2 separate regions of the Homo sapiens genome follow, and region 2 is linked to region 1. The links are chromatin loops, found by intact Hi-C in ENCODE. Cell type or tissue: IMR-90. All regions are shown on one strand. Links, peaks and the distances in the headings refer to the core of each region. The heading gives the core; the rest is flanking DNA. Region 1 has its middle 17 kb from the start of SOD3. Region 2 overlaps CCDC149 (coiled-coil domain containing 149).

Region 1 (8,375 bases), core at 28-8,027:
GTTGAGACCCTCCTCTGACGTCTCTTGGGAGAGCACTGCTCCTGACCTCAGGCTAACTAAATTGACAGTTTCTACACAGCACTGATCCACTCCAAGCCTCACTGTCCTCACATGTAAAAACAAGGTAGGATTTTGTGAGGATTTTTTTGACAATTAAATGAGATAATTATGTAAGGAAACCAACTAGGTGCTTGGCATGTAGCAATCATTGAATTCTGTAATTGCATTACCTGTTTTTTGAGGAGTAAACCTTTTGAGGTTTTTTTGAGGTCCTTCATTTTATAAATTGGACTGGAGAACACAAAGGTATCAGGGTGGAAGTGGAAAGACTTGTGAATGTAGAATCAATTTCTTTATATTGTCATGGATTTCTGTTTCTTCTTTTTAGGACTCAAGATACTGGTACCTTTGTTTTTGTGTTAGCTAGATCTCCTTAAGTTTCAAGTGACAGAAATGCAATTCATGCCAATTTCAGCAAGAGGGAATTTTACTGGCTCATATGACTGAAAAATCCAGGATCTTCTATTTTCATAGCTCTAAAACTTCTAATAGTTCCAACAAAATTGCCCAATTGAATCTCATGGAACCTACGTGAGTCCTGTTTCCATATCTGAACCCATAACTATGTTGATGAGGATGGAATACAGTTTTCATCATAGGCTTACTCTGTCAGCCAGAAGTAGGGTCAGCACCACCAGAACAGCATGGGGAGAGAGGGAAAGACACTGTTTCCCAAAGAAAAATACAAGTGCTGCTCTGTTTTGTCCTAGTTTTGTATGTTTGACAAGTCGTTTCTCTGGCACTACAGATTGTTCTCCCTGTGTTTGCAATACCATGGTGGATTATGCACAAGCAGCTTAGTGTTCTGGGGGGAAATTCACTCCTGTGAAATTGCCTACGCATCACATGATCCTGCTATGCAGTTTTCACATCTATTCCCAGTGAGGCACCCGTTCTAAAAAAAGAACGTTAGCTCCACAAAGGAGGGGAAAGAAGCTATTCCTACTAAGAATCTATGACTTGGTCTTGTTGTTAAACAGACTTTGGAATCTCTTTTTTTCCATTTACACAGAGTTTGAGTTCATTTCCGCACCACCCTTTTGTACACTGAAGGTGCCTTAGGAGGAAGAGAAGGATGGAATTGTTTGTTTTTCCAAGTATTCAGTTTTTACAAGCAGGCTAGTTGGTCACTTGGAACACTTTAATTTCTTCCTGTTATGAGACCAGTCAAATTGGATGAATGAATTAGACCATTCATTTAGAAGCCATAAATGCCAACTGAATGGAAAGAAACTAAACTCCCCTTTTCCAAATGGCAGTCAGAAAGTGTCCAAACCAATGCTGATGGTAAGCTGGCATCATCCTCACCATCATTTTGTGTTTTGGGACTTTGCACATTTTGCAAAGTGTTTATGTAACATGTGGGTAGTAGACACTGATGGTTTCCTGTGATAATTGATCCCTGCTTTTCTTTTCTATCAGGTATCTGTTTTGTTCAGGTATAGAACTCTACTAAAATGCAGGGAGTCACCAACAAAGTTCCTGATTAATCTTGTTCGATCAGCACATGGTATTCCCTGAGGATGGCCAAGAAGTGAGATGAAATGATCTGGGTCCTTGAGGCCCTGATGGCTCTGCATCTGCATCTTTTTTAACCTCTGGACTTCCCACTCTGTGACTCTGTTGTGTAAGTTAGTGCAAGCCAAGACTTTCTTTTACTTGCAGCCCATACTAATACAGTGTGCCCGTCATCATCATCATCCATCCATTCATTTATTCATTCAATCTAACATTTCCAAATTCAGTCAAAGTACAGTCTTGTCAACAATACCTCCAGCACTTTAGCTTTGCTAGTGCCAAGGCTACAAAGCAGGTCTATGTAAATATTCCTGTAAATACTCTGTGAGGAATTGGCCTTTAGTCAGGCAATGTGCAATAAAGAAGGCATATTCCTTCCCCCTTCCAGACACTGGAACCAAGAGAGTAGTTTTCAATTGGATCAACCCAAGACTATCTGCCAGGAATGCTTTTGGCTACAAATAAGGAAAGTATGACAAAAAACCTTGCTGGAACACTCAGGCATTTGTTGCATGGAACAAAAAGTCCAGAGCTGGTAGGGTGGCTCCGTGATACCTGCAGGGCTTGCGATTTTCCCATCTTTGCTTGCCATCATTGTCAGTGTTCAGGCTTCTGACCTCATGAATGTTGCCTCAAGGCTGCAAGGTGGCTTATACACCTCCAGATATGGCACCTCACTTCAGGCAGGAAGAAAGAAAAGGGAAGTAGAAACACCCTCTTTCCCAGACAATTTCAGTTTATGTCTCATGGTCAGAAATGTGTCACAGGCATCCCTAGGGTCACAGGAGTCTGGCAGAGTAAATGTTCTTTCATTGAACGTTTTGCTACCCTAGCAAAATCAAATTTTCCTTACTATGAAGGAGGGAAGGATTTTATTGGCTAGGCAGCCAACAATACCTGCCACACTGGTTCAGATATTTACCTTTAGTTCTTTAAGGAACTACGGACATTATTTAATTTGGGATTTTATAAAGAAAGCAAGAAAATTAGTTGGGAAGGACCAAACTCATTCCATGGAATTAACTGCTTACAGTTAACTTGAGCATGAATAAAGAGGCTCCAAACTACAAGCAATGACAATAATAAGGTCTCATATAATCCTTATCTAGAGCAAGTGATGTAACTCATAACTGGGTTCAGCACAGGAAAATGTTTCTGCCTGGATCTTCATCTCCCATCGTCTTGGTTCTGAGCCATTCACAGATCTTCGGGTCCCAAAATGATTTCCAGTTGTTTCCCTCTAGCAGAGCTGGTGGATAAATTGTACTCTCTCTGCCCATCATCATCATCCATCCATCCATTTATTCATTCAATCCGACGTTTCTAAATTCGGTCAAAGTACAGTCTTGTCAACAATACTTCTAGCACTTTAACTTTGCTGGTGCCAAGGCTATAGAGCAGGTCTATGTAAATGTTCCTTCAATGTGGTCTCAAAATGCTTTGTTTTTCTTTCTCTCCTTCAGGGCTGCACAGATACTTTATGTTGCTCTCTGTTATGAGCAAGCTGTGAGCTTCACTACAAAAGTAGAAGCAGTTTTGTTATCTGCCCTGATTTTTGACAGAAATGCAAAGCTTTCTGCTTGAAAAAAAGTATCTTTTTCAGAGCCATCACTCACTCTCTAAAACTTAGGGAGATACTCAGTGCAGCATAATCAAGCAATGACTCTCATCCGTCCCCCAACCAGCACCACTAGCCCACAAGCACAGGGTTTTGCTGTTTAACTCCGTGGTGGAGAATAGGTGGAGTTCCTGTTTTTACACAGAGAGAAAACAAGAGCAAGAAAGTAATGGAAAAATTTAATATTTTTCCCTTGGCTTGCACAAGGAAGTTAGGAGTCTCATCTCTGAGAATCACAGTGAATATGATAATTTTTCTAAGAAACAGAGGGAGACTTTCTTCCATGAACACACGTGAACACACATGGATGATTTTTCCTAAAGGTGCAAGGAGATATCTTGGAAATGCACAGACAGATGGTTTCTTAGTCAGCTCGGGCTGCTGTAACAAAATGCCACAGGGTGATGTAGACCATAGACATTTGATTCTCGCAATTCTGGAGGCTAGGAAATCCAAGATCAAGGTGTCCACAGATTTGGTTCCTGGCAAGGTCTCTCTTCCTGGCTTGCAAACAGCCACCTTCTTGCTATGTTCACATATGGTGAAGAGAGCGAGCTCTGGTTTCTCTTCCTCTTCTTGCAAGGACATTTGTCCCATCATGGTGGCCCCCACCCTCATGACCTCATCTAAACCTAATTACCTTCCAAAGGCCCCACCCCAAAATACCATCCATTGGGGTTTGGAGCTTCAACATACGAATTTTGGGGAGACACAATCCTTCAGTCCATAACCAATGGTCAAGGGTGGGTGAAAAGGGCATCCTAACAGGGATAATGCAAAGAGGCATTTTGGTTATTTATTGTTTTGCAATATGCATCCCAAATTTAGTGGCTTAAAACAACAACCATTTTATCATATCTCATGATTCTGTGGGTTACCTAGGGATGGGCAGGCAGTTCCTCTACTGGCCTTGCTTAAGTTCTTTCTTGCAGTTGTAGCCAGTTGGCAGCTGAGGCTGCCACTGGGCTGAATGTCTAGGCCTCAGGTGCTTAGAGGCCATATGGCCTATCTCCAGGTGATGGCTCAACCTCCAAGGCCTCTCCCTGTGGTCTGGCTCTACAGCAGGGGAAATTGGACTTCCTCTGTAGTGGCTCAAGGCATGGCCAAAGATTTCAGGTCTTTGCAATGCCCGGGCTCAGAAATCCAGAAACATCACTTTCTCCAAATTCTATTGGTCAAAATAGTCATAGGTCAAACCCAGATTAGGTGGCAGTGAATGTATAAACATGTAAGAGGAGTTTTAATGCTTACAGTGTGAAAAAAGAGAAGAAAAGGCACCAGACCAAACTTGGCTATTTCGCAGCTTGATGTGTAGCCAGCACCAATGCCCCACAGCACATCATTTATGAGACAATCCTGATGTTGGGGATCTGGGTTGTGAAATGGAGTTGTGTAAGATTTTGGAGTCAGGCTCAGAGCCAGAGAGACTCTAACTAATACACTCATTTCCTCTCCGCAACTCCACATATGTTTTTAATAATCCTTTCCTTGGAATGAAGATAAGGCCTACTTTAAAGCATCTGAAAAAAATGTGGAAAAATGGCCTCATTCTGCTATGAAGTAAGCCTTTATTACCACCTGTAACAGCGCCTTATTTAAACAAAATGTGTTGATTATTTTTAGCATAATTTAAGCCCCGGGAGACTAATGAGGTGGTAACAGTGTGTGTTAATTATGTGGTTTTTGTTGTCTTCATTAAAGTTAAGATTCTCAATCCTATTTGCCACCTGAAGTCCCAGTGGAGCCACATTTTACTCTTCTGACCCTGGCATCTTTTAGTTTCCTGCAGTTCACACAATCACGTAAACATATTCTGCTTCCCCCGCAGAGAACCAGATGAGCGCAGCTCACACACTCAGAGGACCTTGGATTCCCCTTTTTAATTCTTATCCATTTTTAATCTCCATTATTAGTTGTTAGTTCTTACAGTAAGTTCATGGTGTGGGAAGCTAGTGACACGAGCTCATATTTCATCATTTAGACCTGACTGTCCTTCACTCAACAGAAAACTGCCGAAGAAGCTGAAAACCAGGAAGAAGGAGAAGCACAAAAATCAGCTTTCACTGCTTTTTGCAAGCATTTTAATTAACCAGGGAATTGTGTTGCATACACACGACTCTGATTATTTTAAACTTCTGCAGTATATGCTATACCTCTGTCCCGAGTGACAATACATCCCATCCAGCATAACCTTTCCTTAGAAATAGATAATCACCTATCCCAGACTCATTTGAAGTTGTAATCAACATCCCTCTCGTGACTTTGTCTGCAACGCTGATGTTCTGGAGTAACTTTATTTGGCAATGGTGTTAGGGGCCTTATTGCAAGTCCAGGAGGTAATGGAGTTCAGGATTTCAGCCAAGGATGTCTTAATAATGGCCTCATCAGGGTGTATGAAGTTGTAATGAAAATAGCAGGTGAATCTGTCTGGCAAATAGCACATTATGAGTCTTTCTAGTAATTAGAGTTGTCTAAAAATGGAATGGGCTGTCACATGAGGTGATGAGCTTTCCATCAAAGAGTCAGGATGTTGAAGTAGGGGTTTCTTATGAGGTGAGGGTTAGACTCAATAATTTTCTGGGCCCCTTCCACTTTTCATCTAGATTCTACAATTGTTTTAGGTCCACACAGTCCAGTAGTCTTGACTTTGGCAATTTGCAAGCCGGGTTCCATGATGGAATATGATCGAGTAGAAAGCCAGGCAGTCCTGGGTTCAAATCCCTGCTCTAGCACAATGTAATGGTGAGCAGGTTACTTAAGCTCTCTCTTCCCTATAAATGAGGATTGAAATATATTGCTTCTGGGGCTGTTGTAAGTGTTAGAAATAATGCATTTAAAATATGAGGCCCAAGGTAAGCACTCAATAAATCACAGCTCTAGTTACCCTTAAGAATCTAATTCTCTTACTTTTCTATTGACTCTCCACTTCAATGATACAGTCTTGGTTTATAAAACAGAAGAAAAGAAGGGCTCATAAAGACACAGGAACAAGGTTATGCTAGTGCTGGGCCAGTTGAACAAAGCAGGCTGAGGAAATCTTCAGGAGTCACCAGGGAGAGTCTCCTGAGCAGGCAGAATCCCTCAGCATCATCCCCTTCCCAGGAAACGATATCAGCGTTGCTCAGTGCCTACAGTGTGTTGGGCACACGCATGTGTTATCTTAATTCTCCATACCATTGTCATACCAGTTCCGAGAGGTGGACCTGATCATCTCCGTTTTACAGAAGAGAAAACTCATGTTTAGACAGGTTACGTGCCTAACCCAAGGCCATATGGCTGTTCCCAGATCCACCTCACCCACTCTACGACCAAGTATCCCCAGCATCACGCTGCATCCTCCATTCGCAGGGCAGAGTAAATACAGGTGTCCAAGTGCTGCCTGGTAGAGATACTCCTACCTGATGGGATATGGTGATGGAAGACCAACCAATGAGAGTCTCTGGAAAGAGAGTGCTTTCAGTTTGTAGATTCTAAATTAATTGTGATTTGCCATTAATTCGTTATTTATCCATTTACCTTGGGTTTTACAGAGGGGATGTATGTGTCTCTTAGACCTTCCTATCCCCTCTTGTCCATATGGTTCAAACAATAAGGCATACAATGAAGTTACTCCCACACCCAGTCTCCCAGACAACCAGTTCTCCTCTTTAGAGACAGCTTACCAGTTTCTCTGTGCAGCCTGCCAGAGATTTATGTTTTTGTTTTCTTTCTTTTTTCTTTCTTTTTCTTTCTTTTTTTTTTTTGAGATGGTGTCTCACTCTGTCACCCAGGCTAGAGTGTGGTGGTGCAATCTCAGCTCACTGCGACCTCCACCTTCCAGGCTTAAGTGATCCTCCCACCTTAGCATCCTGAGTAGCTGGGACCGCAGGTGCACGCCACCACGCCTGGCTAATTTTTTGTATTTTTGGTAGAGACGGGGTTTCACCATGTTGCCCAGGCTGGTCTCGAACTCCCATGCTCAAGCATCTGCCCTCCTGGCCTTCCAGAGTGTTAGGATTACAGGTGTGAGCCTGTACGATTCAGTGGCATTTAATGTGTGCATAATGTTGTGCAACCACTACCACTCTTTAGTTTCAAAACTTTTTCATCACTCCAGAAACACACACACAAAAATTACCCATTAAATAATCATTCCTCATTCCCTTTCCTCCATTCCCTGGTAACCACTAATCTGTTTTCTGTCTCTATAGATTTGACTATTCTGCCTGTATCATATAAAAGGAATCATATAATATGTGACCTTTTGTGTCTGGCTGCTTTCACTTAGCATAATGTTTTTGAGGTTCATCCAAGTTGTGGCATTCATCAATACTTCATTCCTTTTCATGGCTGAATATTATTCTAGTGTATGCCCACACCGCCATTAATTTATTCATTCATCCGCTGATGGACAGTTAGGTTGTTTTTACCTGTTGGTTCCTATAAATAATGCTGCTACAAACATTTGTTTTCATGTTTCTGTGTGGACATATGTTTCCACTTCTCTTGGGAATACATATGGTAATTCTATGTTTAAGTTTTAAAGAATCTAGAGGTTTTTTAATGCACAATAATTTCCCCTGTTTTTACACAGTTGCTTGCATACTGTGCAGATTGTGCAACACCTTGCTTTATTCACTTTAAAGTGGGTCTTAGAGATCTTTTCAGTGGCGTGCTAGTAAATATTCAGCAACTGCCTCTTATGGAGTGAGCTATGCTCTGATTCATACCATTTATAGATTTTCATAATGTAACTCCCACCATGGCAAATTTCAAGTTGTTGCTGACTGCAAAATTAAGAAGAGACGCTAACAATCTGCCCTCCTGAACTGGTCCAAACTGGCTGTAGCACTGTACTGGATCATTCTATATCAGAGCATGAAGGGCTGCCTCATTCTCCTTTATGTGTGCATACTGTGCCATCTTTAGAAGTGCTATAATTTTTTAACCTGTCCCTGATGGCAGACACTTAGGATGTTTCCAGTCTTTTACTTCCACAAACCAGGCTTTAATGGATAACCTTGTGTGCATGTCACTTTGCTCATGTGCAAATATAGAAGTAGGCATGGTTCCATGACTTCATAAGAATCACTATGGGAGGAAAATCTTAAAAGGCAATTTATTACTTCATTGGACAGTTGTGACTGATAGGAAGAATTCCATGCAAAGAAATAATCATTTTTGCCCCAGCTTCCTTGCA
Region 2 (8,375 bases), core at 312-8,311, 72 kb before region 1:
CCTCCCGAAGGGCTGGGATTACAGGTGTGAGCCACGGCAGCTAGCCAGGGATGAATGATTTTCTATGCAAGTCTCCATGCCAGGCATTGGTTTCAGTCTTGGTACACTCTTATTATTCCTGATCTCTCCTAGGGAGAGTGCAACCTCCACACTCAGCTTATTGCCTCTTATTTTAAAAATAGTTATGGAGCATCTACTAGGTGCTTGGGAGAGGTCAGTAGAGACAACGAAGTTCCTTGCCCTTCATGGAACTTATGTTTTAGTAAGGAGAGGGAGACAAGGAGTCAACAGTAAGCAATGAACCATGAAGTAAATGATAACAGATGGCAAGTGCTCCAGAAAAAAAGGTAAGGTAGCACCGGGGAAGGTTTCAGTATTAAATCGATCGGTTAAGATGGACCCTGTTGAGACGGTGACCTTTGAGCAAGACTGAAGGAGGTGAGGAAGTGAACCAAGAGGCTCTCTGGAGGGAGAGCATTCTAAACAGAGAGAATAGGGCCCTGGCACTGAAATAGGATCATGCCTGGTCTGTGTGGGGGACCACAGGGAGGTGAGCATGAGGTGGGGAGACCTAGTAGGTAAGACAACAGGATATCCCAACAAATGGGATACGGGAGGTCAGCCAACATGTAATCGTTATCTTCTTTTCCCTTTAATTCTGTTTTTAGTACCCACCATAGTTACATATTCCCCAAAGTATTAGCATTGAAGTCTTTGGAAATTTAGCCATTCCAGTCGGGTTAGTTCCCTAACCTCTCTGGATTTGGGTTTCTTCAGCTGCAGCAGGAAGGGATTCTTTCATATTAAGATCATCTCTAATATCCCTCGTTTGACTCTCCTTGAATGATCCCCCCTTCCAGGAGGCCTGTTTGGATTGCTTACTTGCTTCCTTCCCTCCTTTCTTCATTTATTCATTATGAGCTTTTAAAACACTTGTCGGTACCTGAGCACTGTCTGGAACAACGCACATGGAAGCAGAGGAAGCAGAAAGCAGAGTCTCTGCCTTTCAGTAGTTTGCAGTCTCTTCCTGCTAAGGTTCAGTAAGAATGTGATAAGTCAGGTGAGAATTAGGGCAAGTCCATTAGCAAAGTAAGAATAGTATGGGAGAACAAGAAGCCATGTGAGCGAGGACTGTGAGTAAAAGACTGGAATAGGTAGCTAGATGGGCGGCCAGGAATCCCAGGTTCAGGAAATGTGGGTAAGGGGTGAGGATATGGTAAAAGGTGTCTGCATGCTCTGGGGAAAGGGACCATGAGGCTGTGAGATGGAGCCACACCAAAAGGGGAGGCTGGCTGATGGACTGGCCATGGAGACCGGAGGGACCTGGATCCCAACAGGAGGCAAATCTTAAGGAAAGGATGATGTCATGAAGATGGGAATGAAGGGCGATTATCCTGGCTATTTAGTACTATGTGAGGTAGAATAAGGAAATAAAGAAGGGGAAAACCAGCCCAGGAAACTGTTGCATTTCTTCTGGATCCTGATTTCAGAGATTGTTGCTCGTCACTGACTTCTTCTCTGGCCGCCCCCTAGAATTGTAATCAAAATTCTAGGCATTGAGGTCACACACGAAAGCTCATGAGACAACATATATTTGAAGAATAAGAAGCTATCCAAACAAGAAAATGAAACTTTTTCTATGTTGTTGGCCTGGCCCAAATTTTACAATTGAACTCTATGTCCTTTTTCCAGATTTTTAGTGATAAATTCTCTCTCTCTCTCTTTTTTTTTTTTTTTTTTTGAAATGGAGTCTTGCTCTGTCACCCAGGCTGGAGTGCAGTGGCACAATCTCAGCTTACTGCAACCTCCGCCTCCCGGGCTCAAGCAATTCTCCTGCCTCAGCCTCACAATTTTTTTTTGTTTAAGGCAAATAAGACTGACTCTTCCATTGCTTGTTCAAGTACCCTCTGTGAGCCATTCTGTAAACAAAGAATATCTCCAAATTGAGGTTCATGGCCAACTTCATTTTCCTGCGTGCCATTGTAGTGGTGTGATTCACACACTGGCTGCATTCATATATGTGTTTACTATAACGGGCTTTGTGTGGTTCAACTGGGGTTAGACACCAGCATCCACAAGCCCAATGAAGCCCTGCATTCATCCACTCCTCCATTTCTGATTGTATTTCATAATGTGTTGATATTTCTAGGCTAATCTTGCACAACTATTGAGAGATTCTCAGGACCGAAATAAACATCTGGGAGAAGAAATTAAAGAACTTCAGCAAAGGCTTGGAGAAGTCCAGGGCGACAACAAGGTACTGTGAGTATTTACAGGGAAGAAGCTCTGCTGCAACATTGTGCGTTCGAGGTTTATATATTGCACATCGGAAAAATGTAATGCAGCATTTGTTGAAAAGTTTGTTATAGATTTTTAAATTTATAATGAAAATTCGCAGTTTAGCGTATCTTACCTTTTTACATTCCCTTTGTGTGTGTGCATGCATGTATATGTGTGTTTCTCAGTGGCTCTAAAATATTGCCACAACCCATTGTGGAAGTTTCATTATGTTCAACTTAGTGGTGAATAACACTGTGGTTGAGGGCAAAATAAAACCCAAATGTTATACTTTCGCCCTTATATACAAATAATGGATTTGTGGCTCAGATGATTTGGAATTATTCACATTCGGTTTTGAATTTTAAGTAGTCATCCTACTAATTATGTTCTCATAACCAATTTATTTTATTGCTAAATTTGGCAATTTGTATGGAACATTGCTCAAAATCCACTGCTTGGTATTAATCAAACTCCCCTGTTGGCAACGTTAATTATAAAATATGAACTCATAAACTCCCAACTAAATGTGTGCACTCTCTCTCCCAGCTGAAGCTATGAACAAAAGTACAACTGAGAAAGGAAAGAAAAACTACCCAAGTTTAATTCTGTCCTCCCAAATCATTTCCTGTTTTGCCAAGATTGATTCATTTCCAACTCCTTGCCAGAGGTGGCTTTTGCAACAGAGATGGCTTTGAAAGTGGACTCAAGAAGACTATAGTGTGTGTGTGTGTGTGTGTGTGTGTGTGTGTGTGTGTGTGTGTATGGTGTGTTGGAGGGGAGCAGTTCTTGGGGAAATGTTTTTAGATGTTACCAAATTGCTTGACAAATGATGGTGACTTTCATCATTGCTGGGAGTTGTTGGTTATTAGAAGGAGCCATTATGAAAAATGCTCACTCTTTAAAATATGCATAGAATTGCCTGGGTCATCCAGAGAGCTCTTCCATAATAAGACTTCAGAGAGGATGCTGCATACTGCTGGCTTGAGAGTCCTGACTTGAGGGCATATAAACATCTAGTAAGCCTTCCTTACACAGCTTCTTCTCCACTTAACTGGCCTTAAATTTTTTTAACCTCTTGGATTTAACATAAATTTGAAAACTTAGGCTTTACTATTCCTAGTCATGAAATAGAAGGTGGGAAAGAATGTCCAGGAAAGGCTCTGATTAACACTGGACAAGCTAATCCAGCCGCTCGTGGTTTTATTCATCATTAAAAGGATTTAAACTCCGTAACCTAGGTGTTTGGTCAATAATTAAAGGACAGACCTTCTTACTCACTTCCTCAAGTGATAGCAGGAGGGCAAGATTTTCTAGAGAATAAAACAAAATGTATGCAATAGTTTTCTTTAAGCCCATGAAAATACTAGAGGAGTTTATAAACCCATGAAATACTGAAACATATTTAAGATGTGACTTTTGGATCTGTGACTCTTCTTGACTGACTGATAACATATTTTTTCTATTTTATTTCTTTTTTTTTCCTGAGCTGCTCCTCCCCTCAACTTTCCTAAATATGCTCCTGTCTCATCTTTTGGTCACTTTCAATTCTTTTGCCTTTTAGGTATGAGAATTTTAGGAATTGACGTTTGCAACTGACAGTTCATGGAAACAAAGAGAGAGCAGCCAGGCGTGGTGGCACGCGCTTGTAGTCCCAGCTACTCAGGAGGCTGAGGCCGGAGGATTGTTTGAGCCCAGAAGGTTGAGGCTACAGAGAACCATGATCATGCCAGTGCACTCTAGCATGGATGACAGAATGAGACCCCATCTCTTTCAAAAAGAAAGAAAAGAAAAGGAGGGCATGTGTGTGAGTGTGTTAGTGTGTGTGAGAGAGCATGTTTATGTGTGTAACACTGAGCACAGGTGGTCACAGTCTGAACTTTCTGATCTGCATGCTCTCTGAGTCTTTATTCCAGTACCTGGGCACATTTATCAAACTTTGTCTTCTCACCTTAGGTTTAGAATTTAGTGACTGCTATTCATGGCCTGTAAAGAAATTTGCCTGCCAAAAGGGGCAGGGGAAGATGTTCTATTGTTCAGCAAACCTCCCCATTTCAGTATCTGGCCTCTCTCCCTAAAAAAAAAAAAGTCTAACTGCAGTAAGCCCCAGAGATTCCATTTATTCTCATTTGCCTCTAAAGTTACAGGGCTGGTTTATTTTCAGGCTCATGTGAGTCATGATCATCCTTCCCCCAACCCCCACCAGAGGCCAGATTACTCATTCCATAATGGCACCAGGCTTTCTTGAGAACCTCAGAAGCCCCCGTTCCCAGGTAACTGTGACTGTGTGGTAGAGAATGAGTTAAACCTTCAATTTTTTTTGAATTAATTATGGCACTTTCTACTCCAACTCTTCCATCACTTTCTGCATTCAGTTCTACCTCCTGGTGCCTAGGCCTCCATGATCATGGTGTGCTAGGCCCCCATGATCTGACCCCTACTCATTTCTGCAGCCACATCCTTGCTCCTGGTCACCCTTACTTGAGCCCTGGAGCACTAATTTCAGCCCCTTTGCTGTGCTACACTGCCTGTGGCCACAGGACCTTTGTGCCTGCTGTTTGCTCAATCTGGAATACTCTTCCCCTTTACTTCCCCTGCAAGCTCTGCTCCTCTCCCAGGTCATAAGTCAAATGCAGCCTTCTCCAGCTCTTAGGTGTCAGTCCTGTGCAACCTGCAATGTCCTGCTCTGCCCCTCTGCTTCTCACTTGCGTGGCACCGACAGCCCCAAGGGGAAGCTCTTTGAGGGCCGAATTTCCATCTGTATCCTATAAATTAGCATTCTTAGTTCTTGATAGGTAGGTATTATATAATCTCTATTGAAGGAATGGAATGGAATAAATGAATGAATGAAATGAATGAATAAAGGGAACAAAAAGAAGAGCAAAATGATTCAAGGAAGAGTAAGAGAAAAAGAAAAAAAAAGTATGCAAGAAATAAACAGACCAACTACCATCTGGTTGTCATCAGTACTTTGTGGAGTAAGAAGTAGTTTAGAAATTTGGAGAAAGGAACCAGAAAAGCAAACTGTCCCAACAGAGGGGGGACTAACCCCAGATACATGTATTTGAGAAGCTTCTGTGGAGAGAGCAGAGGGTCAGTTGCTGAGCCTTGGGGGACAAGGGATAAGTGTCCTGCTCCTTGACTGGTTGAAGTCTGTTAAATTCAAGAATACTTAATAATTGCTGTTTTTGGACGCCTAACTCTGAGGCCAAACAGCAGGGCTGATGGCGTCATTTTATGAGTGACTGTTAAAGTGGAAGATTTTTATCTCTGAGTTGCCATTTTAACTGATGACCCTTATCTATATTTTGGGAAGCCCAGATTCTAGATGTTAAGTACGTTTGAAAAACAAGGTGATAGGAAATTACTTGCCTTGGATATTTTAGGGTAGACTAATTTTTCCATTTGTTCAGCTAGAGCCTTGTAACCCTATGGGCCATAAAGCATTTCCAAATAGCCTCCTGAAAGATTTGTTGCCACCCTGGCTTCCAAGCAGCTTAGCTCTCACATGGGGCAGGGGGCAGCGTTCTTGTGCCAACATGGGCGTCCTGTGATGGGGGGAGCCTGTGTGATTGATTACCTCCTGCTATCTCTGTCCAGTGCGCAGGAATTTCTTAGGCTCCCAAACTAACACAAACTTCCAAGCCAAACCAGATGAGAGATGTGAAAAGGGAAACCTACTGGATACCATCCCCTTCCTTAAAAATTACAGTTCTTAAAGATTAACAAGGTTAGAGGAGCCCTCTGGGAAAAGGAGGGCTCACAAAGCCACGCATTACCCTCGAAAAGCTTTGCACGTTGCCCAGGGCTCTCAGAGTGTCAGTCTATAAGGAATGAGGAAAGACTCAGGCAGTGCTGGGGCCACAGAGACAGTGGCAGCTCCCCTTGGTCTGCCGCAGAGGTTGGCCTGCTTCCTCTTCTGGGCGTTAAGAAAAGAGTGGATTCAGGGAAAGGGGATCAGGAGGAAAAAAGGGGTCTCGGAGAATTTAAGGATTAGTAGGTCAAACAGCAGAACTAGCAGAGGACATTGGAATCACAAAGACAGCAGTCCTTTCTTATCTGGGGGATACTTCCCAAGACCCCCAGTGGATGCCTGAAACCTGGGTTAGTGCAGCTCTCGGTTGCCATCAATCAGAGCCCATTTCTCTTCATGTCTTCTACCTACGAATGTAATGCCTTTTCCATCTTCACTGAGCACTTATGCACTGTGGCTGTAGCTTTTGTAGTTTGAGGTGCGGCAGCAAAACTAGCACAGATTTCTCTTTCCTTCTTGACAATTTCATGGATAGAAGATTGGTTCTTATTGCAGATCTTAGCAACCTCAGCATATGATTTTTTTTTTCCTTAAGTCGAGAACTTTCACCTTTTCACTTAAAAGAAGCAGTATGTGGCTTCTCTTTGGCATGTCCAAGTTGCCAGCATCACTGCTCTTGTGTTTGGGGTCATTATTTATTGTATTTATTTATTTATTTATTTATTTATTTGAGATGGAGTCTCACTCTGTCACCAGGCTGGAGCACAGTGGTGCAATCTCAGCTCACTGCAACCTCCGCCTCCCGGGTTCAAGCGATTCTCCTGCCTCAGCCTCCTGAGTAGCTGGGACTACAGGCACGCGCCACCACGCCCAGCTAATTTTTGTAGTTTTAGTAGAGACGGAGATTTACCATGTTAGCCAGGATGGTCTCGATCTCTTGACCTCATGATCCACCCACCTCGGCATCCCAAAGTGCTGGGATTACAGATGTTAGCACCGTGCCTGGCCGAGGCATTATTAAGTAAAATAAGGGTTCCTTAAACACAAGCACTGCAATACTGTGACAGTTGACCTGATACCTGAAATGGCTACTCAGTGACTAAGGGGTGGGTAGCGTAGACAGCATGGACCCTGGACAAAGGAAGGATTTGTATCTCTCCAGCAGGGCCAGGTGGGACAGACTGGGACACGAGATTTCATCATGCTACTCAGAATGGCATACGATATAAATCTTATGAATTTTTTATTTCTGGGATTTTCCATTTAATATTTCCAGACCACGGTTGACCTCAGGTAACTGATACCAAGGATTAGGGGGACTACTATACCCTGAGGTGTGCTCCTGAACCAGCTATTTGAAAGAAGCCTGACTTGTAACATTTTGCCAATGTCTGTGTGATAAATACTGGTACCATGACAAATGTCAGGTTACCAAAGTGAAGTCACTGAACTTGGAAATATTTGGACTCTAGGAAAAGATAGCTCCAGCCTGTCTCTGTGAAGTGGAGCAGTGTAGTGCAGCCCAAGAGGTCCACCTTTTAAGATTGTCAGACCCAGGTTTATGTTCTCGTTCTGCCAGTTATTGTCTGTGGCCTTTGGCAAGTCAGTTTTCTCTCCAGGCCTCAGTTTCCTCATCTGTAAAGTGGCAATAATAATGCCTCTCATCGAATTGTTTAATCATTTATTCACCACATCATTTAGTCCCCACATAATTGGGGACTTCCTACATGCTAATTAACTTTCTAGCATCTGAGGACACATCAAAGCAGCTGAGGACACATCAAAGGATAAGAAAGACAGGGTACTAGCTCCCATGGTACTGATATTCTAGTTGGGGAGTAGATAATAAGAAAATAAAATACGTAAGTAATTTCATCAGACAGTGCTTAGTCTGAGAAGAAAAGAGAACAGGACAATGAGATTTAATGATTTAGGGATGGACTTGCATGCAATATCGTTTGTAAAGGGTGTTGCATGGTGCATACCACCTAGCAAGCACTTAACAGAGGGTAAGTGTTGCTGTTGTCTTTAGCATAACATGCGCCCATATTGACTTAGAATCCACTTGTGCAAGAATTCCACCAGAAATCTTAAGATCTTCCTCTCTATTGATCAGCTATTTCCAGTGAACTAGATGTGTCCCCCCAAGTAGAGACAATGATCCTGGTGAGACACCTGGCATGTGGCAGATGGATCCCCAAAAGTCAGCCCTCCTGATCACCAGCCTCGACTTCGCCAGCATCAAGCATTATTGCTTTGGTGCCAAGCTCCTGGGAACTTTCTTGCATTTTGTGTGCTCCTTGTGGAATAAGCACCTAATAGGATATGCCAGAAGCGGCAATTC

Evidence for each region. Peaks named below come from ENCODE experiments on the same cell type or tissue, not always from the same donor. Only the 100,000 strongest peaks of a DNase experiment are listed, where the experiment ranks them.
Region 2: it touches region 1 in a loop (2.4-fold over the local background); 2 of 110 quality-filtered maps call a loop at or near these places.

What each region holds. Positions count from the first base shown.
Region 1 is chr4:24,774,868-24,783,242 of GRCh38, reverse strand. No RefSeq gene overlaps it. Among named protein-coding and RNA genes, the nearest start is that of SOD3, 17 kb to the left of the region's middle. In IMR-90, for the core only: no CTCF peak of the experiment used is centred there; DNase peaks (open chromatin) are centred at 4,602 and 4,992; H3K27ac peaks cover 857 bases.
Region 2 is chr4:24,846,954-24,855,328 of GRCh38, reverse strand. CCDC149 (coiled-coil domain containing 149) reads left to right here. Exons shown (of 13, transcript NM_001395273.1): 4 at 2,150-2,257. Among named protein-coding and RNA genes, the nearest start is that of SOD3, 56 kb to the right of the region's middle. In IMR-90, for the core only: no CTCF peak of the experiment used is centred there; a DNase peak (open chromatin) is centred at 4,458; H3K27ac peaks cover 1,328 bases.